Regions from separate parts of the Homo sapiens genome. Here regions 1 and 3 are each linked to region 2. Evidence: read pairs that join two places in POLR2A ChIA-PET (ENCODE). Cell type or tissue: HepG2. All regions are shown on one strand.

What was found. ChIA-PET counts read pairs that join two places held together with the same protein. Peaks named below come from ENCODE experiments on the same cell type or tissue, not always from the same donor. Only the 100,000 strongest peaks of a DNase experiment are listed, where the experiment ranks them.
Region 1: POLR2A ChIA-PET joins it to region 2 with 11 read pairs; 15 of 35 experiments call an interaction of 5 or more read pairs at or near these places.
Region 3: POLR2A ChIA-PET joins it to region 2 with 24 read pairs; 10 of 35 experiments call an interaction of 5 or more read pairs at or near these places.

The regions. Positions count from the first base shown.
Region 1 is chr2:207,762,514-207,770,513 of GRCh38, forward strand. FZD5 (frizzled class receptor 5) reads right to left here and starts at 7,393. Exons shown (of 2, transcript NM_003468.4): 1 at 6,752-7,393; 2 at 85-6,481. The coding sequence starts at 6,226. The coding sequence ends at 4,469. RefSeq lists silencers at 4,578-4,637, 6,144-6,203, 6,614-6,673, 7,014-7,693 and enhancers at 4,672-5,228, 5,229-5,786. In HepG2, CTCF peaks have their summits at 4,387, 5,519 (motif pointing right), 5,842 and 7,239 (motif pointing right); DNase peaks (open chromatin) are centred at 3,238, 4,398, 5,518, 7,478 and 2 weaker places; H3K4me3 peaks cover 5,843 bases.
Region 2 is chr2:208,030,943-208,038,942 of GRCh38, forward strand. It overlaps the pseudogene RPL9P14. Among named protein-coding and RNA genes, the nearest start is that of PLEKHM3, 9.4 kb to the left of the region's middle. RefSeq lists an enhancer at 3,249-3,308. In HepG2, a CTCF peak has its summit at 3,353 (motif pointing left); DNase peaks (open chromatin) are centred at 949, 2,999 and 3,349; H3K4me3 peaks cover 489 bases.
Region 3 is chr2:207,743,102-207,751,101 of GRCh38, forward strand. It overlaps CCNYL1 (cyclin Y like 1), which reads left to right. Exons shown (of 10, transcript NM_001330218.2): 8 at 3,946-4,112; 9 at 7,856-8,000. Among named protein-coding and RNA genes, the nearest start is that of MIR4775, 7.7 kb to the right of the region's middle. In HepG2, a CTCF peak has its summit at 3,143 (motif pointing right); DNase peaks (open chromatin) are centred at 3,150, 4,050, 4,970 and 7,438.

The sequences.
Region 1 (8,000 bases), 270 kb before region 2:
AGAATCCGTATTATCTCCTCGAATACTCTTAGAAAGCAATGTCTCTCTATAAAAACATGAGGAGAAAAAGACTTCTACAGCATCTTTTTATTGTCTTTACCATTACTTTAATGCATTTTAAAATTTATCTACATTAATTGGGAACAAAGAAAAATAGACATTTCTTTGTTTTTCATAAATAACTAATCTTCATATTTGATAAAAATCTCAAATGATTATTTTACCTTCCCACAAATATAATACATACAAAATTTTTCTGAAGTAAGGTCAACAAATTAAGTATCTTGAGACTAACATAACCACATACAACTGCTGTTTCTACTGACTCCCAGGAACGAAGCAGAAACAAAAACTCATCAAGCTGCTCTGGGTTTCCTTTTGTAAGTGTTACAGATTCAGAACTGTAATCATGTATCATCTGCCAGTAATAACATATGGATTCAAATTGATTGTCTACAAATAAAGTATCGCTGGCTCTAGTGTAACTTCTGGATTTAACATAACAGTGACTACAGCATGGGATAGGCACTATACATATATGGAAATCATAAACAGTATCGAATGCCCTGGACTTCAACTACTGACTCGGTATGTGCCTCATTTGGCTCAGTAATAAATTCACCTGCACCAAACCCGTATCAAAAGTCACCAAATCTCTCATATATATATATAATATATATTATGTATATATACAACCCACAAAACATACATACTATACATAGTTTGTAACAACATGAAGTCATACTGTCTTAAAATGATGCACTCACAGACAGACACTATCCTGGCTGAAATAAATCCTATTGTCATCAGGCTGCTAGCTTTTGAGAGTCTTGACTCAGGTTAGCTACTTATATTCTGCCTACTCTTCACCCTTCTTTAACGTCTTGGCAGTTCTTTCAGAACCACCCTCCGCAATCCAGACAGATTTGTTTCCCAGGATCACTTGATTGGACTTTGGAAACAAGAAAGAGCATGCAGAGGGAGCAGGCAATTCTTAGCCACTGTCCCTCACACCTGCCTATACGTGTGATGTGCTCTGTCCTGTTGGCCACATTTAGTGTTAGAAAGCAGTTATTCAAAGCTCTGTCCCTCCTACCCCCCTTGGGCTTTCTGTAGAGCACAAAAGTGAAAGAAGCTTCTTTGGCTGGGGTAGCAGTTCATTAAAATATACAACTACATTTCCTAGCTCTGGGGTTCCCATTCTGTACTGGAGAGTGCAGGTCACGGATGCTGTTATTAAGGTTTGGTGTGTGATCCATGAGGTTTTCTCCTGGCAGCCGGTGTCAGGATTAGCGCAGCTCCAGCCCAGGAGGCAACAGCCTAATGAATACCAACTTTGAAACAGTGCTGTCGGCACGTTATTTAAGCTTGTACATGCCCACAATTACACACAACACACACATGGGCCTTGGTCACTGGCAATGGTCATGAGAAAATATGAGAAAGGTTTGCAAGGAAAACCAATAAGGCACCAAGAAAAATTATTTCCAGTCAATTTTACCATTTCAAAATGTGAGAAGGAAAATCATAGAAATTAAAAAGATTTCCTAAAATCTGGTCAGCTAATTCACTGAGAGGTCCCATTAGTTCCTTTAGACAACCTACCTGAATGGAATCCTTACCCCCTAAGCTATGAAGTGAGGCATTGCTTAAAATCAAACTGAAAGGGACAGCCCTGAAGCTGTACACATAAGAGACTCCAATGGGCCCTAAGTCCTCCCCAGCTCCACAAAGCTGGCTGTGAAGAAGTTGCTGAACTACTCCATAACCTTTTATTTTACAGTTGCTTTCATGAGCATGACTTGTTTCCATAATCACATGCAAATTGGGGGAAGTAACTATATGGATGGAAACAGGGGGTGGCTGTAAGTAGATCCAGTTTCTCTCCCCTGGGGTGGCTGATCTCAGTAAGACTTAGGGATGCAGGTGGGCTTTTATCTTTGTCTCTCTTAGGGGATGAGGGAAGAGAGGGACAGCAGAGGTGAGAACAGAGACAAAGAAGTGCTTCTGAAAGTTGGTCTGGAATTAGACCCCAAAGATCCTGACTAATATTGCCCCCCACTTGGGCTTAGCGTCCTTTGTTTTAACTGGCTTATTTTTAAAGTAAATTAGTTGTTCAGCATGTTGCTAAAACAAAACAAAAAAAAATTCTAAAAATGAATTAAATCACTTTCATCCACTTCATCCCACAACTTTTGGATACACTGTGCATCATTTCCAGATTTCTCCACAAAGAAGGAGGGACAACCCAAATGAGGCACAATGACTGAAGGCAGCAGAGCAGTCTGTCTACTTTCTGGGAAGACATATGAAATGAGGGAAAAGGTCAAGGTGATCAGAAAAGGTTCTCTCATTTGAAAAACAGGAGAGGAATTGGCATTCAGTCAAGGGATCTATTTCAAGATTCTAGGAAGAGGCTTCTTCCTAGAAGAATAAATAGAGGAATAAAATAGGCACAAAGTTCTGTAGCTATTTGTACGAGGTTTTGTAGAATCCACTGAAATTTTAATTCAGAGGATAAATTGGGTAAGAGCAGTGCATTTTAATAAATGTGAAGTTTTTGAGAGTCCTTACAACTTTAATACTAGGTTTCTTCCCACCAGTAAAGTGTTTAAATTCCCCCTGGGAACTATGCATTTGTCTATTTAACATCCATGAAGTAAAAATTGTCCTAGGCTTAAATTTTACTTTTCCAACTTTGGTATAAGTGAATTACAAATGCCTACACTCAAGTTGTTTTCCTAGACAGGATTTTCTCAAATGTTAATTGCTCTGGCCATTTTAGCTTCCTAAATTTAGTCCCCAATCCTGGTCATTGGTATTTTGCTGGCTGAGGCACTGTCACCCCCCTTCCCCAGTAATGGCCCCACACTCTTCATGAATGAATGCTTAAACAGATTAGGAAAGCAAACAGAATTTTCTAATAGCAAAGAAACCTCTGTGTGTATGTTCATCAATATAAGCGTTCATAATGAATGAAGGAATAGTTAAACAGATTAGTAAAGCAAACCAAATTCTCTAATTGCAAAGTGTGTGTGTGTGTGATCATCAATATACAGGCTTTCTCAGAAGAGGAAGAAAACTATAGAGGTAGCACTATACTGATCTATATTTTAAAAGGTTGTGCAAGCATGTTATGCATCTCTTTTGTTTTCAGAGACGGCAGAGAGCAACGTCTTGCTGCTCTTGGAATATCTGGCTATAAACTAGTCCAAAGTCCAGGAACACTTATTTTCCCTTATTTGGGCCAATGTTTGTTCACAGGTAGCCAGCCTCCCTCCCCCAGTTCAAGCACTTCATTCAAGGGTGGGTGTGGTTTCTAATCACAGCTCTCCAGGAGAGGAGGAATAAGAAAAGCAAAAAGGCTGTTTAACATGATAAAGGGGGAGGGGGGAGGGGGGAGGGGGTGGAGCAAATAAGTGTTGGAAATTTACTTATTAGAAGTATATCCATTTCAGTCCTTACATTTAAAAAGGAGCCCCCTTTAGCAACTGTCGCTAAGTATTGTCCAGAGGGAGTGGGTTTATACTTTTACCAAAATTATAACACAAGTTCCTTAAAAAAAAAAAAAAAAAAAAAAAAAGGGGATCACTGAAGCTTAAGAACCACCCACTACCTCTCAGGCACAAAGCTGCCATCTCACCAGCCTAAAATTCAAGCTCCACCAATCACCATCGCTTAGGCTCTCACTACTGCAAATATTTATGCCAGATCCTCTATAATGCTACCTCTAACTTATTCAAGACACAACGATGGTGCTGTTAGGAGTGAGAATTATTACAAGCACTACAGAAAAGAAACTGAACCTCCCTCTATAAACAAAGCTAAGGCTGAACACAAAACCGCTAAGCACTCCCTAACCTTGTCACTTTGGGGAGGCCCTGAGCTCATTATGCTCCCCTCCTAGGTATGACCTGGGGCTATAAACTGCAGCTCACCTTAAAGAATCATGGACACTTTAAGCAGTGGAAGGAGAAGCTGGCTGAAAAAGCACACCCAACAACTTCCCAGTCACAGCAACCGAAACGTTCACTGTTCACATTTTTTTTTAAAGACACACGTATAGGAAATATATTTTCCCAATTGAGACCACACAGTTCAAAGAAACCTGAACCAAGTGGAACTTCATTACAACGCCAACCTTAGGATTGTAAAGCCCCCAAAGCAAAGGTAAATTGTTGCCAAAATGCAACAAAGTTACAAATTAAGAAAAATACATATAAATTAAAAAGAGGGTTCCCATAAAGAAGGCAGTAAGAAACGCAAAATAGAATACACGTGAGCTGGGCCCCTTGGAGAAGACCTGGGACAGGTTCTTCCTCGAAAACGCCCCTCTTCCCTCTCTCCAAGTCGCCGCGGGAGGGGGCAACAGCACCATGAAGGTAAACGGAAGTGACCTTGGCAAAACTACCAAACAAAACGCCCCCCTCCCCTCAGCTCTCCGGCCGAGTCCCTCGGCGGCAGCCTCCTACACGTGCGACAGGGACACCTGCTTGTGGTAGGTGGCGGCGGGGCCCGGCGGCCCGGTCCTGCCTGTGAGCGCGGCGCTCGCCTCGGGGTAGTCCCCTGCGGCCATGGCGCCCCCGCTCTTGTGGCCGCGCCGCGGGCGGCAGCAGCAGCGGCTGGTGAAACGCCGCCACGACTCCACCGTCTTGCCCGACCAGATCCAGACGCCCGACGTGATGCCCACCACCAGGCACATGAAGTACTTGAGCATGAGCACCCAGTACTCGGGCTTGGCGCGCGGCTGGCCGGTGTCGTGGCCCGGGCAGGCGCAGGTGAGCGCCGCCTCCCAGCTCTCGCGGTAGTGCTGCTCGTACAGGTAGCAGGCCACCACAATGCTGGCGGGGACCGTGTAGAGCAGCGTGAAGATGCCGATGCGGATCATGAGCTTCTCCAGCTTGTCCGTCTTGGTGCCGCCCTGCTTGATGACGCTGCGGATGCGGAAGAGCGACACGAAGCCCGCCAGCAGGAAGAGCGTGCCCACCAGCAGGTAGAGCACCAGCGGGCCCAGCACGAAGCCGCGCAGCGAGTTCAGGTTCTGGTTGCCCACGTAGCAGATGCCGGCCACTGGGTCCCCGTCCACGGAGCTCAGCGCCAGTGCCGTGATGGACTTGACGCTGGGGATGAGCCACGCAGCCAGGTGGAAGTACTGCGCGTAGCCCGCGATGGCCTCGTTGCCCCACTTCATGCCGGCGGCCAGGAACCAGGTGAGCGACAGGATGACCCACCAGATGGAGCTGGCCATGCCGAAGAAGTAGACCAGGAGGAAGACGATGGTGCACAGTGCAGGGCCCGTGGTCTCGTAGTGGATGTGGTTGTGCTCGCGGCTGCAGGCCACGCTGGCATGGCCCACGACCAGACGCACCAGGAAGCCCAGCGACACGCACAGGTAGCAGGCTGACAGGAAGATGATGGGGCGCTCAGGATAGCGGAAGCGTTCCATGTCGATGAGGAAGGTGGCCACTGTGGTGGACGTGGAGATGAAGCACAGCACCGACCACAGGCCTATCCAGAAGGTGGCGAACGTGCGCTCGTCGGCACTGAAGGACGGCTGGTAGCAGGGTACCGCGCAGTTGGGCACCTGGCCCGTCCGCACCTTGTTGTAGAGCGGGTGTGACTCCTTCAGAATGGGCACGAAGGGCTCGCGACACTTGCACACGAACGGGCCCCCAGCGGGGCATTCGCCCCCCGAGGCCGGCGCCCCTGGCGGGCCTGGAAGGGTGGGCTTGGCTGGGAAAGGCCTGGGGGGCGCCGTGGTGGCCTCGCTGCGGTTGTAATCCATGCAGAGGACCTCGGCGTCGCGGCCCAGCACCGGGAGGCGGTCGCAGCTCATGCGCTCGGGCCAGGCGAAGCCGTACTGGCGCATCAGCGGCGAGCAGCCGGCCTTGGCGCGCTCGCACACCGAGCGGCAGGGCGGCAGCGGCTTGTGGTAGTCGGGCAGACAGATGGGCGTGTACATAGAGCATAGGAAGAAGCGCAGGTCCGGCGAGCATTGGATCTCCACCAGCGGCCAGAACTGGTGCACCTCCAGGCCCGCCTCGTCCTGCGTGTCGTGGTTGAACTGGTTGGGCATGTGCGTCAGGTTGTAGCCGATGCCGCGGCACATGGGCACCGTGATTTCCTGGCACACCGGGGCCTTGGACGCGGCGGCCGCCCGGCCCACCAGCTGCGCTAGGAGCAGCAGCAACAGCGAGGGCGGCGCGGATGGGTCAGGCCGAGCCATCGCCCCCTCCCTCCCCTCGCCTCCAGCAGCCCGCGAGGGACGCACACAGGCAGAGGAATCCGGGCCGGGGCTTCTCCCTCCGGCGTCTCGTGTGTGGCGCCGGGGCTGGCAACCTGTTGGTTGCTTTTTCCTTTAAAGAAAACCGTCCAAAGATAAACTGCTTCGGGAAGGCGCTGCCTCCGCTGGCAGCGCTCCGCTCCTCGCCGGATAGGGCTGGGGAGAGACGGTTAGGGCTCGGATTCCAGGGAAAGGACTCTTTAAAAAAGAAGGGGGAGAAGAAAGATTGCAACCACTCCCTGTTGGAGAGGCGTCAACAGTTCGGTCCCCGCGAGCTGTCTCCAAATCTCTTAAGTTAACCCCTTTCCTTTCCTCCCCGCTCCGCCTCCTGTAACCAAACTACCGACTCCCCCACCCTCTCTTTCCAAGCTGGGCCCTTCAGGCAGTGCCCGGAGACCAGAACCCTCAGCTTCCCGGAAAAGGGCACAGGAAACGGGAGAAGAACAGGGAGAAAGGGAAGGTTCTCACCTCCACGGATCCCGCCGAGAAGAGCAGACAGTCCCCAGCCAGCCTGGGTCCTCCGTCCCTGGGTCACTCCGCTGAGAAGCGCGACTCAGAGCCGGGCTGGCGCCCGGAAAGTTTAGCGACAGGCTGGGTACCCGTGGCAGCGGCACATGGCAGCAGGTGGGGGCGACTCAGAGTGGGGGGCGCCCCCAGAACAGGGGCGGCGCAGGCCGGTCACTCGCCCTCTCCTCCTCGGGAGCCCCCCGCATGATCCAGACGGAGCCGGGCAGGGGCAGGCCGTGCGTTCTCCCCGGGGCCGGGAGCCGGACGGAGGGCGAGCGCGCCTGGCAGCACCTGGGCGGGAGGAAGGCGGGAGGCGGGGGCCGTGGGACCCCGCCGCCTCACAGCACCGCGAGCAGCCGGCGCTGGCCAGGCCGGGACTGCATGGTGAGCGCCGGCCGCCGCGTCCCGCCCGCCGCTCGCCTCCTCCCCTGCAGGGGGCTCCGCGCTCCAGTGGACTCCTGGGGGCGGTGGCGACGCTCTCGGGACGTGCCCTGCTCGGCTCCTCCCCCGCGCTCTCGCACCCTTTCGCCCACCTCTGGCGAGCACGGAACCGCGCGCGGCGGCGACCACAGCGGACTCACGGCCGCAGGCTGGCTGCCCTCTCCCGCCCCGCCCGGGTCACCTGCTTCTAATGCCCGCCGGGAAGCCCCGCCCCGGCTCCGCCCCCTCAGGCCCGGGCGCGGTTGGTGGGCCGCCTCGCCAAGCTCTCCGCGCGTCCCCGCCCACTGCCCCGCGGGCTCGGCCTTTCCCCCGGCGCCCTCTGGCCCCGCCAGGAGCGGGCAGCCAAGGAGCGCTGACCAATCGCGGGCCTGGAGGAGATGGGGGCGGGGCGAATGCTAATCATGCCGCTCTGGGCACCCGGGCGGGAAGCCCTTGCCAGAAGTCCCTCCGGAGTTCTCTGCCCGCGCCCTGGGTGCAGGACTCGCTCCTGTAACTTCCTGGCTTATGCACCTTTGCTCCCAGGGCCCCTGCCCTTTCTGCCTGCAGCTAAGCGTCCTTACAGAGTTCAGTGCTTCTTTGAAAGAACTGCTCAAGGAATCACTCTTAGGCGTGGCTGTCTCCCTTCCGAGCTGTCTTGGAACTGTGTGAAAGAAGAGAGGATACTTACTGAGCCCTTTACTGTGTGCCCAACAAAGTGTTAATCGGTTACATCCTTTTTTTTTTTTTTTTTTTTTGAGACGAGTTGTTCTGTCTCCCAGGCTGGAGTGCA
Region 2 (8,000 bases):
GTGAGAATGCCTGTCTGCAGAACAAGGGAAGGAGGGTGACAGGAGAGAGGAGAGTAACACCAAGGGAGGGATGAAGATTTTGTGTGAGGGGAGTTGGAAGGTGTGGTGGGAGAGTAAGAGCAAATGACCTTGCTTGAGTCCCAGGATCTCCTCAGGCTTGGAGCTTAACCTCACCTCCTAGACCCTATAGTTCTATTATCAATTAATCCCATGTTATCTCAAGGGAGTTTGTGTTGGTTTCTGACATTTACAACTGCAAGTGTCTTGACTGACACTTCACCTTTCCAGACTTATCTCCCACATACCCCTTTCTTCCCATTTTATAGTTCAGACACCTATTTTTTCCCAAAATCAAAGGTCTTTTATTGCATCATTTAAATATCACAAATAGGTCTTAGGAGTCTTCCAGCATCTTGTTTCTGTAGCTGGACAACTCTTAGATCTTCAGCCTGCTGAACTGTTCCTTTTTCAGAGACATAGGTACCATCCAAAATTTTTCTGATATCCTTGTTTTTAACTGTTGTGGCTTGCTGAATCGAAGCAGCTGAATTTGAAACAAGCTGAATGTTGTTTCCTTCAAGGATTAATTCATCTTTCTGGGCTTGAGATACCAAACAAGCAACACCTGACCTCCTCCAAACCCTGGGGATGTATTTTTCACCGAAGAAATTTCAGATTTCAATAAGAGACCCATTCTCCTGGATAACAACGTTGACGGGGAAGTGAGCAGACACAGACCTCATCTTGTAACAGAAGCCCAGTGTAACATCCTTGATCATGTTCTGTGTGTGACTATAAATAGTCTGAACGGTAGCCAGTTCCTTTTTGTTACCTCACTATTTGTCAACCCGGAGCCTCTTTCTTCCTAAGAAGGCTGAGTTCTACATTGATGTGACTGAAGTCCCTCCACAGGCCTCCTCTGGGGCCCTTCACGATAACTGTGCGTCCCTTCAGAGTGATGTCGACATTTTCTGGAATGTCAACAGTCTGGTTGCTGAGAATGGTCTTCATTCTTGCAGTAGATGTGGCAACAACAACAAGAAAGCCTGTTTTTTTTTTTTTAACCCACTCCTGGAAACTCTTCTTTTCCAACTTTAGGTTCCCCATTTTTAATTAATTAATTGATTTTTTTCCCAGCTTTATTGAGGTTAATTGACAAATACAAAATTTCCCCCATCATATCCCCTTCAGCATCCCTGGCAGGGCAGGCACCCTATCTTGTTCATCTTTGCATTTTCCTCCACAAGTATTATGGTACTTAGAAAATGATCTCAAAAAATGTTAAACATCATATGAGGAAGTGCCATTACTATATACTTTCATTAAGTATTTTCCTTTTAGCCTTCATTTACTAAAGTAATGCTCAAACCAGGATTCAAAAAAACAATGCTGTCTTCCAAGAAACAAAACAAAAACCTCATCAAAAGTGTTTTAAACTTAATCAGAACATTTTTAGTGCTATTTATAGCTTAAAATTTGCAAGCCAAGTATACCTCACCCATCTCCCAAAATAAGCCCAAGTAAAAATGATTAGGATATTTATTAAGACCAACATAGTGTAATTACTGTTCTTTGTCTCTTTAGGTAAATTAAAAGCATAGGGGATGTCAAATATTGAAGTCACAAATAGAGTTATTCCTTGAAAGTATAAATGAACCTGCTGTTCAGCTGGAAGGCACCCACAAGGACATACCTGCTGTTAAAATATTGAAACAGTTCCATATGGGTTGGTAACTAGCTTCAGTCTCTAAGCACTCTAAGTATCTTAAGGTCTCTTTACAAGAAACCTCCCACATCCTAAGATCCAGCACACAAAAGATTAATATCTGACCCTATTTTGCTGAAATGGTGGGTATTTCAGCCCATCTTTCATTAATGTAAGAGCAAAATGGCCCTGCTCTTACATTAGGGCCAAGATTCTTTTTTTTGGGTGGGGGGGAACGGAGTCTCACTCCGTTGCCCAGGCTGGATGCAGTGGCGCAATCTCGGCTCACTGCAACCTCCACCTCCTGGGTTCAAGCGATTCTCCTGCCTCAGCCTCCCAAATAGCTGGGATTAAAGGTGCATACCACCACACCCAGCTCATTTTTGTATTTTTAGTAGAGACGGGGTTTCACTGTGTTGGCCAGGCTGGTCTTGAACTCCTGACCTCAGGGGATCCACCTGCCTCAGCCTCCCAAAGTGCTGGGATTACAGGCGTGAACCACTGTGCGTGGCCTAGGATTCTTTTTGATTAGTTGATGGCCAGGCCATATATGTCTTTAACTCTTTTGACTATCACTTCTACAAATAAGTTAACAGAAAAAAAGCGAAAAGCCATTAGCAAAGCTAACTATTCAATGATTTCCCACCCCACCACCAACTACCAAGGCTTTTTAAACTAGAAAGATCAAGAATAAGTGATAGAATTTACAGAAGACGTTAATAGAGCAATTTGAATGTGGTCATTCAACAAGCATTTACTGGCTGGGTGCAGTGGCTCATGCCTGTAATCCCAGCACTTTGGGAGACTGAGGTGGGCAGATCACGAGGTCAAGAGATCGAGATCATCCTGGCCAACATAGTGGAACCCCATCTCTACTAAAAATACAAAAATTAGCTGGGCGTGGTGGCGCGCACCTGTAGTCCCAGCTGCTCAGGAGGCTGAGGCAGAAGAATCACTTAAACCTGGGAGGCAGGGGTTGCAGTGAGCTGAGATCATGCCACTGCACTCCAGCCTGGCAACAGAGTGAGACTCCATCTGGAAAACAAAACAAAACAAAACAGAAAAAACAAGCATTTACTAAGGAATTCACTGTCCTCTAGGTATGAGGTTCATTGACTCTTGGTGGCTTGTATAATGGTCAGTACTATCCAGAGGCCTCCATTAACAGCTTAAAGATGAGTGAAACTGCCTTTGTGGTTTCAATTATGACAGTAAAAGAAATCTGACATAGTTGACTCCATCCTGCTTCTGACCTTCAAACTATCTTTGGTCATTTCTGGCCATAGGCCAAGATAACCTTGGGAGGGATTTTGTTTATAGTTTAACTTGAAAGCAAGCATGATAATAGTCCCTCCCTAAAACTAGCCCCCTCCTTGCTCAGGGACAGAAACCCGCCTTTGTAAGACTAATGAAAGACCACAGAATAGGATTATGGAAGGGGCTTGAACTCTGGTAAAATGTAGATGTAGTTTCTATAATCCTTTACTGCCAGGAGTAATGTGGCCAGGAGGCCACAAGATCTGTGACTTCCCCACTTGCTCCTATAGATAACACCACTGTTGTAGAAACGAATACTGGGTTTGTAGTTGTTTCAGACTGACCTCACCTGGATTTGTGACTCATAACTCAACTGGTCATATGGCCCCACCTAGAGGCGCACTGAGTGCACCAGGAGCTTTTTCCACACGTTGATGATTTCATCCCCAACCAATCAGCAGCATCCATTCCCTAGCCTCCTGTCCACTAAATTGTCCATAAAAACCTTAGTCTTCCAGCCTTTGGGGAGATTGATTGGAGTGATAACTCCAGTTCCTCTGCATGAGTCAGCCTCATGTCAATTAAACTCTTTCCCTACTGCAATGCCACAGTCTTAGTATATTGATTTTATCTGTGCAGTGGGCAGGAAGAAGCCATTGGGTGATTACAAGAGAATCGTCCAGAAAGTTAAAATATTATAAAAGAAAAACTGTCTCAGTCTTGATGTGGCTTCAGCATAGTTTTTATGTAGAACCAAGAACAGTGGTGTGCTGGTAAACTGACTCTGAAAAAGTAAAAGTTCTGATTTGTTAGAGTTTGCCGATTTTCACAATATAAAAATCCCTACCATGCCTAATTTCAAGCTCTGGATGTATCATCACAGAACACAGAATTGGAAATGCACATATTAAAGCCTTAAGAATCAGTAGAAGCTGGCTCCAGCACACCACTGACCCAGATGGCCAGGATTTTATATTCCCACATCCCTTAGTCATTGGATATGGGCCACTCTAGGGCAAGGTGGCTCTATGAACTTGAGACAGTCCCTAAGAAGAATGGCCACTGATGGTAATCTGCTGACAGCACTCCCGGAAGCTGGAGCAACAAGTCCTTTTTTGATGGGGGATCTGGGCAGTACATCACAGAGTCCACCGTACTTGTTATGGGAAACCAGTCATCTGCCTACTCAACTGTCAATCTAGTCACTTTTCACCTAAAAATGTTTTTCAACCTGGAACATATACTCTGAGACCTTTCACTTTTAGATGGTAGAGCTAATAGATACAAATTTGGAAAGATTTCCAGCAGTCCCAAACAGTAAACATCCAGGGAGGGATGAAGGCAAAGGAACGTCCAGAAGTCCAGAAAATCAGATGGAGCTGCTCAGATAGGCTTCTATAAAGAGGGAGGGTTTGAGCTTGACCTAAAGGATAAGTAGAGGTAGAAAAGCAGAGGAGATTGAATAGAAGCAGCATTGCACTGTGGTTAGAATCTTGTCTCTACCGCTTTTTAATTTTCAGGGATTGCACAAACTACTTTACTTCTCTGTGCCTCAGTTTATCCATAGGTAAAATGGGGATGATGATGACATAATAATAGTAATAATATTATCTACCTCAAAGTGTTGTTGAAATGAGTTAATTCACATTGAGATTTTTTTTTTTTTTTTTTTTTTTTGAGACCGGGTCTCGTTCTGTAACCCAGGTTGGAGTGCAGTGGCGTGATCTCGGCTTACTGCAACCTCCGCCTCCCAGGTTTAAGTGATTCTCCTGCCTCAGCCTCCTGAGTAGCTGGGATTACAGGCACCCACCACCATGCCCGGCTAATTTTTTGTATTTTTAGTAGAGATGGAGTTTCACCATGTTGGCCAGGCTGGTCTCGAATTTGTGACCTCAAGTGATCCGCCCACCTCAGCCTCCCAAAGTGTTGGGACTACAGGTGAGAGCCACCGCAACCAGCCCATATTGAGAGTTAATAACAGTGCTTAGTAATATTTGGCCTCTGACAAACAATCTGTTATTTCATGCAGCAAAATGGAGATATCATATTGCAGAGTAGTGCAAAAAATAAAAATAACAAAAAAGAATATACTGAACTTTAATCAGAAATGATGACCTATTTTCCCTTCTTACAAAATGTCCTACCAAGAGTGAATCTTTGGGTTGAACTTCCCTGGTAGCAGGGCATGGTGGCTCACACCTGTAATCCCAGCACTTAGGATGGCAGAGGCAGGAGGATAGCTTGAGTCTCAGAGTTTGAGATCTACCTGGGAAACATAGTGAGACCCCATTCTCCACAAAAAAATAAAAAAGGAAAAACAAAACAAACAAAAAAACCAAGTTGAACTGCCCTGGCAGCCAGAGTATAACAAAACTTTGACGTGTGCTCAAAACTAAACTGCCAGGAAAAATTCAAAGAGCGAAGTTTCACCTTGCCAGAACAGGTCCTTAATGGCAGGCACACCCCTGATAGTTACAAGGATTGGGGGAAGAAAACAAATGGGTGCCCTCAGATTCCCAGCCTAGGCCCTGTCCTGCACCACAAGGACCCACATGTGTATGCATACACCTCAGCGGCCATGTCCTAACTTCACCGACTGCTTCCCCAGATGAAGTCACTCCTCAGGCCTATGACGACATACTGACAGCTGGGTCAGCTCCCAGGATGACAAACCCTGGGAAAAAGGCCCATGCAGCCCGGAGGCAGGCTCTCAACTTTCAGGGCAGGGAATTCTGAAGCCCCATGTACCTGATCTAGAAGGAGGGGCCTCCAGGTTGCTACCTTCTAGGCCAAAGAGGCCAGAGGGGAGCCAGAGAACAGCTGATTGCCCAGGACTGATGGCAGTGCATGGAGGGTCTACTGGGGATCAACCCTTTTAATGCAATATTTTATCTTTTATATATGTGGGATTTTGATAAGGTACTTATGTCATAAGAGAGGCTTTGTTATACTAGAAAAAGCACTGGATTGAGAATCAGGACATTTGTGACTGGGTACGGTGGCTCATGCCTATAATCTCAACACTTTGGGAGGCCAAGCTAGGAGGATTGCTGAGGCCAGGAGTTCAAGACTGGCCTAGGCAATATAGCAAGACCCCATCTCTTTTTTTTTTTTTTTTTTTTTTTTGAGACCAAGTCTCACTCTGTTGTCCAGGCTGGAGTGCAGTGGTGTGATCTCTGCTCATTGCAACTTCCGCCTCCCGAATTCAAGTGATTCTCCTGCCTCAGCCTCTGGAGTAGATGGGATTACAGGCATATGCCACCAAGCCCAACTAATTTTTTGTATTTTTAGGAGAGACAGGGTTTCACCATGTTGGCCAGGTTGGTCTCGAGCTCCTGACCTCAAGTGATCCACCTGCCTCGGCCTCCCAAAGTGCTGGGATTACAGGCATGAACCACCCCGCCTGGCCCAGCAAGACCCCCATCTCTAAATAAAACATAAATAAATAAAAGAATCAGGACATCTGAATTAGAATCCTAGCCACAAAGTGTAGGATTAGGAATTATATTTACTACTCTTCACAATACCAAGCACAATGATGGTCTATAGGAAGATCTAATGAGCAATTTATATTTGTAATGTTGAAGACAATCAGGATTCAGAATTATACTTGGGTTTCAACAGTGATTTTTAAGGATTTGTTGTTATTTTGTTTTTTTGTTTTTCAGATAAAGGAATACTAGACATCAAAATGTTTATTAGGTGATGGACATATAGTCATCCTTCCAGTTTAAGATCTAAGAGCAATACTCAAACAGAAATCAAATAAATGTCTATGACAATTAAGGCAAACATACTCATTTGTCTACAAGCAAAGAGCATTTTGGAAAGAACACTCCCTTGTTCAAATTTTGGTGAACTGGTTGTGGAGACAAAAGTGACTCCATCTTGGATGCTAATCTGCCATGTTGACTTCTGATTAACCCCAGTCTGGGGAATGCCTCTAAGATTTCTATTTTTATCTATGTATACTGTCTGTAAATCCTGTTCTTAGGCCAAGACACCCTTGATGTTATCAAATCCTGCCCTTAGGCTATGACACACATAGCATTCTTCCCTTTTCCTGAGAGGTGGACTTCAATTGTCCTTATACATTCCTTCTAAAGCACATATACCCTTTCTCTGTGGTATATATCTGGGAGAAAACTGTGGAAATCTACCTGTCTGGCAGCTGCCCAAGACCATCCTTTTGTCCATAAGTTCCCCAGTAAATAACCCTCTACTGACAAACTGGATTTGTCTGCCTTGTTCTTTGGTTTCTTGGTTCCTTCTGCATTTGGGGGTTGGTTTGCGTATATGGCCCTTTCATGAAGCACACATCATGTCTTTTGTTTTTTTATTTTTAAGATACCAGGTCTTGCTCTGTTGCCCAGACTTGAGTGCAGTGGCGCAATCATAGCTCACTGCAGCCTTGAACTCCCACCTCAGCCTCCTGAATAGCTGGGACTACAGGATCAGGCCACTACACCTGGCTAATTTAAATTTGTCTTTCTCTTTTTTTACAAAGATAGGACGTTGCCCAGGCTAGTCTAAAACTCCTGGCCTTAAGTGACCCTCTTGCGTTAGCCTCCCAAAATGTTGGTACTATAGGCACGAGACACTGCACCTGGCCTGTTTTTTTGTTTTTTGTTTTTTTTTTATATCTTACCTAAGGTCCACTCCTATCTCTAACAGCCCCATCTCTTTTCTTTTCTTATGTGATCTAAAAATCTTCCCCCAACACTACACTGAGACCCAAATGAGCTTTTTTTTTTTTTTTGAGATGGAGTTTCACTCTTGTTGCTCAGGCCAAGATCATGCCACTGCACTCCAGCCTGGGTGACAGAGTGAGACCCTGTCTCAACAACAACAACAACAACTGCAGATCAAAGTTAAAGAAAGTAAGAACTAAATGGAGCATCTTTTTAGTTTTACCAAGTAGACTATTTCTTTGTCTAGGATGTCTTTCTAGAACCCAGAAACAGAAAATGGCTCTTTTATCCTGTTGGCTTCAATATAATCATTCTTCCTAGGAGGCATATGATGTGGGTGATGGGTG
Region 3 (8,000 bases), 290 kb before region 2:
CAATTGGAATTTAGGAGAGAAGGCTTCTGTGCACTTGAATAGAAGCCCCTCAGTGGGTACTGGATCAGACTTAGGCCTTTTCATGGAGCTGTAAGCCATTTGGAACACTTAGCACATACTGTAGAGAAGCAGGAGTGGTGCTTCCAGATGTAGAGAGACAGGTGATACAGGAGAGGAAGCTGTACAGGAAGAGGGGAGTTCATTTTAGATGGTTTAAGCTCTATGTGCCTGTGAGGTAGCAGTGACAGTGTCCAATAATCATTTGAATGTACCGGACTGGAGCATGAATCTGAGCTTAGAGGTAAGGAATGAAGAGTTATAGTAGCTGTTCAAATACAGAGAAAGGTTGCAGAATGAAAGTGGAGAAGCTAGGCATGGTAGTGCACACCTGTAGTCCCTGTTGCTGGGGAGGCTGAGGTGGGAGGATCACTTGAGTGCAGTAGTTTGAGTCCAGCTTGGGCAACATAGCAAGACCCCCATCTCTAAAAAAAGAAAAGAAAGTGGATAGAAGATAGATCTCTAAAGACTGTTAGCATTTTTGAGGGACAAGCTCCCAGATGGAGTGGAAGGAGGAAACCCAGGAGAAGGTAATAAAAGAACAGAGATCAAGATAAGAGAGGCTATGGTCCCAGTGTTAAATGCTGCCAAGAAGTTTCTGATTCTGTAAATATTCACTGGGTGCCTACTCTGTGCCACTATTCTTGTTTTTTGTTTTTGTTTTTGTTTTTGTTTTGTTTTGTTTTAATTTTTTAGTAGAACTAGAGTCTAGCTATGTTGCCCAGGCTGGTCTCAGAACTGACCTCAGGTGATCCTGCCAGAGTGTTGGGATTACAGACGTGAGCTACCAAGTGCTAGAGTAGAGGAGAGGCAGATTGAACAAAGTTCTTGCCTTTATGAGCTTATGTTCTAGTGAGGAAGACATTTTTTCAGGTAGTGGTAAGTAGCAAGAAGATGAAGCAGCATAAAGGGATACAGAGTGACAGGAGGGGCTCACTATTTTAGATAGAATGATCAGGAAGAACCTCTCTAGAGGTGACATTTGAGCAGTGACCTGATCAAAGCAAGAAGGTAAAGAGTGCTGGCATTACAGGCAGCCAGACAAGTGCCAAGACTAGACAGGAACATTTTGTGTGTGTGTGTGTGTGTGTTCAAGGAACAAACAGCAAGGTGTCCCGTGTGGTTGGAGTGAGTTGGAAAGAGTGGAGGAGGTTGAGGTCACATAGGGCCTTTTGGCTTGCAGGCCACAGGAAGGTTTTTTTTGTTTTGTTTTGTTTTGTTTTTGAGATGCGGAGTCTTGCTATGTCACCCAGGCTGTAGTGCAGTGGCTCAATCTTGGCTCACTGCAACCTCCACCTCCCAGGTTCAAGCAATTCTCCCTGCCTCAGCCTCCCGAGTACCTGGGCTTACCAGTGCCCGTCACCACGCCTAATTTTTTTTTTTTTTTTTTAAGTAGAGACCGGGCTTCGCCATGTTGGTCAGGCTAGTCTTGAACTCCCGACCTCAGGTGATCCGCCTACTTCGGCATCCCGAAGTACTGGGATTACAAGTGTGAGCCACTGCGCCTGGCCAGGAAGAAGTTTTTATTCCAGTTTGATGGGTACTTTAGGTAGATTTTGAGCAGGGGAGTGAAGTGCTCTTAAGAAGTTATGCTGATGGCTTGAAGAGAGTAGGCCATAATTGGCAGAATAGAGGCAGAGAAGAGAGTTAAGAAGCAACGAGGGTGATACAGGTGAGCAGTGACAAATGGCAGCTCAGAATCAAAAGCGAGCAGCCTACCAATGAAGGTGGACATAGCAGGAATTGTGCACAGTCTGGTGTGGGATAACTTGAATGTAGGTATTTGGTCTCAGCAACTAGGTGAATGGAAATGCCCTGTACAATATTAGGGAAGACTTGGGGAGTGGAGCAGTGGGATGAAGAGCTCTGGCTTGTAAGTGTGAAGACTCTGGGGACCTTGGCAAGAGGAGTCTCAGGAGAGTGACAGCAGCAAGGGACAAACAGGAGTGGGTTAAGGAGAGATGGGAGATGAGAAGCTGACACCAGGACATGATGCTTTGAGCAAATGAGAGGACACATCCGGGGAGTTGTGGGGAGGGGGATGGGAACAAAGGAAACACGTTGGGGAAAATCTCTGGCAGAGAAGGAGAAAGCCTTCAAAAAGACGCAGTTGCGGGGACAGTGTTCTGCACAAGTGGGAGGGGATCAACTGCACTGATGGAGTTGGCTTTAGTGGGAAGAAAAGAACTCTCACACTGACACAGGAGGGCAAGTGGTATCAGTGAGCATCAGCACATCACCAGCTTACCCGTAAAGGCAACAGGAAGTTGAGGGATTGTCTATGTTGTTTCCCTGTGGTCTAATTATTCCCATTGAGATTTGAACCCTGTTAGGATACTGAGAGTGCAGAATTTGGGGGAAAGGGAACAGAATCTCTCTTAAGAACATGTCATGTTCAATATCCATTTTTGAAAACACAGTCCAGTTTGGAGAACACTGCCAGATCTGATCTGCCTATCTGATAACCTTCAGACAGTAAATAAGCTCTGTTAAAATGAACTTTTTTCAGGCTTGGCACAGTGGCTCACGCCTGTAATCCCAGCACTTTGGGAGGCTGAGGTGGGCAGATCACTTGAGGCCAGGAGTTTGAGACCAGCCTGGCCAACATGGTGAAACCCCGTCTCTACTAAAAATACAAAAATTAGCCAGGCGTGCTGGCGGGTGCTCAGCTACTTGGGAGGCTGAGGCAGGAGAATCGCTTGAACCCAGGGGGCAGAGGTTGCAATGAGCCAAGATTGCATCACTGCACTCCAGCCTAAAAAGATTTCTTTTTGTCTTGATACAGAGTTCAAACAGCATATAGACATACTCTTCCACAGAGAACCCTTTGAGGTAACAGCAAATTACAGCTTACCTCTGAAATCTTTACTCAGCTGTTCACTTTGCTCAGTTCTTTGAAGGATGTTTGGTAGATGTAAAATAATTCATGAAATTGTCTCATAAACTGCTTGGCAGGTTTAGAGGAATACCAGGGGTCCAGAGACATCCTTTTGTCCATCTGTGTTCCTTGTGGAGGCACTGAATACGGGGAATATTTTACAGCCTAAAGACCTGTCATGCTGCTCTGCACAGCAGCCACTGGGTGGCTCTCTTGACCAGCAGTTCTTCAAGCTAGTGCCACAAAAGGGTTAGTTACTGTGAAAAGGAGAAGGTAAAAATGTGCTCAGTATTACTTGGGTTTTACATATTTGAGCATAATATAGCTACCTGTAAAATTACTATCTACCATGCAAGTATGATACATTGTACCTGGTAGGCACTCATTATTTATTGAACAACTCTATTATGGGTGTGGAGGTGATAAGAGTGCCTCTCTTGATGATGCTGTTTGCTGAGATGTCCAGTCATTCCTGTGACTGGGTGGGAAATGTATATGGGCAGAATAGGCAGCAGAGATATCTGACCTACAACTGTGATTTAGTGTCTTGCTTTGGCTGAGTAAGCAAAGTCTCTGTAGAACATAAGAATAAAAGGCACTTATTTTCTGGTCAAAAACAAAAGAAATTTGTCAGTCATGAATTCTTATCAAAGCATTTCGGGGCCGGGCGCGGTGGCTTACGCCTGTAATCCCAACATTTTGGGAGGATCTGGTGGATCACCTGAGATCAGGAGTTCGAGACCAACCTGACCAAAATGGAGAAACCCCGTCTCTACTGAAAATACAAAAATTAGCTGGGCATGGTGGCGCATGCCTGTAATCCCACCTAGTCGGGAGGCCGAGGCAGGAGAATCACTTGAACCTGGGAGGCGGAGGTTCTGTGAGCCGAGATCGCACCATTGCACTACAGCCTGGGCAACAAGAGTGAAACTCCGTCTCAAAAAAAAAAAAAAAGCTTATCAAAGCATTTAAACTGAACTAAAATCAAAGACCAGTGCTCTATTTTACAGGTTTACTTAGAAAGGCTTTTAACTTATGCTGAAATCGACATTTGTCCCACCAACTGGAAAAGGATTGTTCTGGGAGCCATTCTTCTTGCCTCCAAGGTTTGGGACGATCAGGCTGTATGGAATGTGGACTACTGCCAGATCCTCAAGGACATTACAGTTGAGGACATGTGAGTTTGTAAGGTTTTGGTGAACTTTCTAACCATTTTCCAGTATCTTATTCCTATAAAGTTAACAATTTAAGGAATATTTTTAAAGGTTACATTATGCAGATAATGGAAATAGGCATAAGACTATATCTGTCTATCTTTAGTATAACAGTTCACAATAGAGCAAGACTGTCTCAAAAAAAAAAAAACTAACTTCATATTTTCCATCATTACTTGGTAGGTTTTGATGTGTAATAATCTGCTTGATAAATTGAAAAATATTTTTTGGGTGGTTTTTGGCAAAAATCTTACAAGTATACTACCAGAACAACATAGCACAGTAAATATCTTTATTTTATTTTATTTTTTGTTTTGAGACGGAGTCTTGCTCGGTTGCCTAGGCTGGAGTGCAGTGATGCAGTCTCGGCTCACTGCAAGCTCCACCTCCCAGGTTCAAGCGATTCTCCTGCCTCAGCTTCCTGAGTAGCTGGGATTACAGTGGGATTACAGGCATGCGCCACCATGCCTGGCTAATTTTTGTATTTTTAGTAGAGACGAGGTTTCACTGTGTTGGTCAGGCTGGTCTTGAACTCCTGACCTTGTGATTCGCCCGCCTCCGTCTCCCAAAGAGCTGGGATTACAGGCATGAACCACTACGCCTGGCCTCTTTATGGCTTTTAAAAAGTTATCTGCCAGTTCAAGCTCCTTTCTCTTTTTCATTCATTCATTCATTCATTCATTTATATCTTTTCATGTGACCAGTAGGGTATAAACAGCCCTTAAAGGGCATATGTCTGGCCTTTGAAATAATTGTTTGGCCACTATTAGGTCTTAGGGCCTCTGGACTATTGAGAAGTTACGTAGCTTCAACCTGAGTCACACATTGTATATTTGCTTTTGCTAGTCTTTCCACATTTTATCTGAAGGTCTGTTTTTACAGAAGCCTTGAGATATGAAGATCCCTGTGCCCCTGACCCCTCCCCATTAGGAGTGTTTTTTGTATTTAGAAATTGGTCTCCTGAGTTAGGAAGCTCCAGCGTTCCCCTCAGGCGGTCTGAGAAGCACTGCTGGGGCATCATCCAACGCTCACCACACTCGAGAGGCTCCCTGGGCACTCGGACAACCACAGCACCACTTTGGGGGCCTTGAGTTACCTATGAGAGTGCAAGGATCCTTGCTGAGTCATGGAGTTCCTCACAGATGGCACCAATATGACCCTGAAACAGCAGCTTCATCAGGGTTCCTTCCAGGCTGGCCTCGTGTCGGCCGTGAAGGGAAGGGCCTTGGAGCTTGGTAGGCAGGCTGAGCCAGGGAGGCATTTCCAGCAAAGGCTCTCAGGGTGCCCACCAGACAGTGAGAATGGCTTTGTGGGTGGCATTTAGAAAAATATGAAGGAGCACCTCTTGATGATGTTGAGCAGCAGAGGAAGATCAAGGTCATGACAGGCAGTGGCAAGAGTTTGTTTTTATTGCCTTTGCCCATTACTCCATATGACTGTCATTCAGAATTACCATACCATATATTCACAACTGAAGTGAGGATACTTGTGACTAAAAAGGAACCAGTAATTGTGGTAGCTGTTGAAGTGGCTTCTGGTGAAGTTGACCACTTTACTGTTTACCGAACAGCCCTAGTGATATTGCTGGTAGCCGTTTTAGCAAAGGGTGTGACAGCAAATGAATTTGAAACAAATGGAAGTACTTTTGGAAATTGCAGAAACTAAAGTGACTTTGATCACTGCTGTCATCCGTCTGCAAACTGGTTTCTTGAAGGAAGCAAAATTTATTATTATGAACACTTAGCCCTACCATGATGGCAGCTAAAATGTTCTCAAAACCTGCAACTGAACTGACTGGTGCTCTAGTTCAAGATACAGTATCAGAGAACCTGCAGGGAAATGTGCAGGTTTCTACAGATGTAAGCTTCAGGAGCAGTGGTGGCAGGGGCCAGCTCCAAGAAGACCAGTTCTAAATAGTGCTGTTTGTGTATGCCCAGGGAAGCACCAGGAGCTATGCTACAAACAGGCTGCTTTTGTTTATGATCTTTGGAAAGCATTTCAACAAACTGTTTAATATACATTTGTCTCATCCCCCTGCTGTTGACTATTTGTAGTGGTCTCATTTTGAGTCTAAATTGAAACAATTTTAAATTGGTGTCTATCAGGTTTTTCTTAAAAATTTTCAACAGCTACATGTCCTGTTAGAATATATTTCCCTTTAAAAGAATAAGTTAAACTGAGCAGCTGCTATTCAGACGGTTTGCTGTGCCTGTAAAGGGTATGCTATTCAGCCACCTAGCCATTTAAAAAAAAACAAAAAACCTAGAAGATGCATATTCTGTAAGCATAATGCTTTTCTTCAGTGATTAAACCTCTATTAATATGTGTGTTAATCCTATGAAGTACTATATTTCTACACAGTTAAAATGTATTAGTGGAAAAAATATAAAAGGGATTGTGAAGTGCATTTATTGCTGTAGTAAATTAAGTCCTGGTTAGCTGATTATCAAAACATTATCTGATTTACATTTCTATAGGCTTATGGACATATGAACAGGAAATTAATTTTGGAAGTAGGTTCAGTTGGGTTTTTAAGCTCAGCAAATGAGAAAACCACATCTCTGCTCATATTAACTGCTCTCCATACAGGAGATCATCAAGCATTTGTTGACTTACCCAGTGGATAAAATATTAAAACTTTGAAACCAAGAAACCAAATATGTTGTTTAGGTATTTATCATTTTTATACAGTTAACTCCTTATAGGGATTACTGTGAAAGTGGTTAAGATTTTCTCTAGTTTTATGTTTATTTGCTTAAGCATTTGGCAAGGGCAGCTGTGTGGTCATGTAGCCGACTACTACTCCCAGCCCTTTCCTCTCCCATTGCATTCAGCTCACTCCTACATTCTGTTCTGACCAGGACGGTAGATACTGAGCACCTCAGGGTTTCATTCCCAACTCAGAAGAAACACTGAGTTTTTAAGTCCAGTGACCTACCATAAGTCATATCATAAAATGGGTTTAGTCTAGCCAAGACATCCACCTTTGATCTTTCTGCCTTCCAAAGTTTAAAGAGTATCCTCACCCTGTCATAGTGACAATTTCTCACCTTCATAATATTAAAGTGAGCAGAAACTTGCATTATGCCCTTTGACATAGCCTCATGCGCCGGGACAGGGGGAGGGGATTCCCTTCCCCTGTAATGTAGCTTGCTTATTTATTTATTTGAGATGAATCCTTGTTGCCTCAAGAGTTTTTCCCCCTCAGAGATAATAGCAGTGGCTCTTGATGGATCCATTTGTTGCCGTGGTGATATGCCTACTCCTTTTGTTGGTGCTTCTCTACTTCAATAAGCCCCTTCCTGTTATCAGCCTGGTGAAAATGTCTGCAAGTTCTTCAGAGCTAATAAACAGCATACATCATTCCTTTCATCTGATCACTATAGTGGGGCCTTGTGAGTGAGCGTGAAGTATGAATTGTACAGCTGCACTAATGGAACTCTGAAGAATGAGGCCCGAGTCAGCAGCACAAGTGCATCGGAGGCCGTAACCTTCAACCTTCATCCCAGTTCCAGAGTGCTGGGATGCAGAAGGGACCACAAGTAACTGTACCTTATGTGAACATTAGTATGTTAATACAACTGGGTAGCCTATATTTTAAAATAGAGTTTAGAGCCATTCTAGTCTCTTAGAATGATATTTTTGAAGATAGCCCAGTTGACTGACATTGTCCTGTGCTGGTTCTGTTGTGTTCTTCCTCCTCCAGGAATGAAATGGAAAGGCATTTTCTGGAGCTTCTTCAGTTTAATATTAATGTTCCTGCCAGTGTTTATGCCAAATACTACTTTGACCTTCGCTCCTTAGCAGATGACAACAACCTGAATTTTCTATTTGCTCCTCTTAGCAAAGAA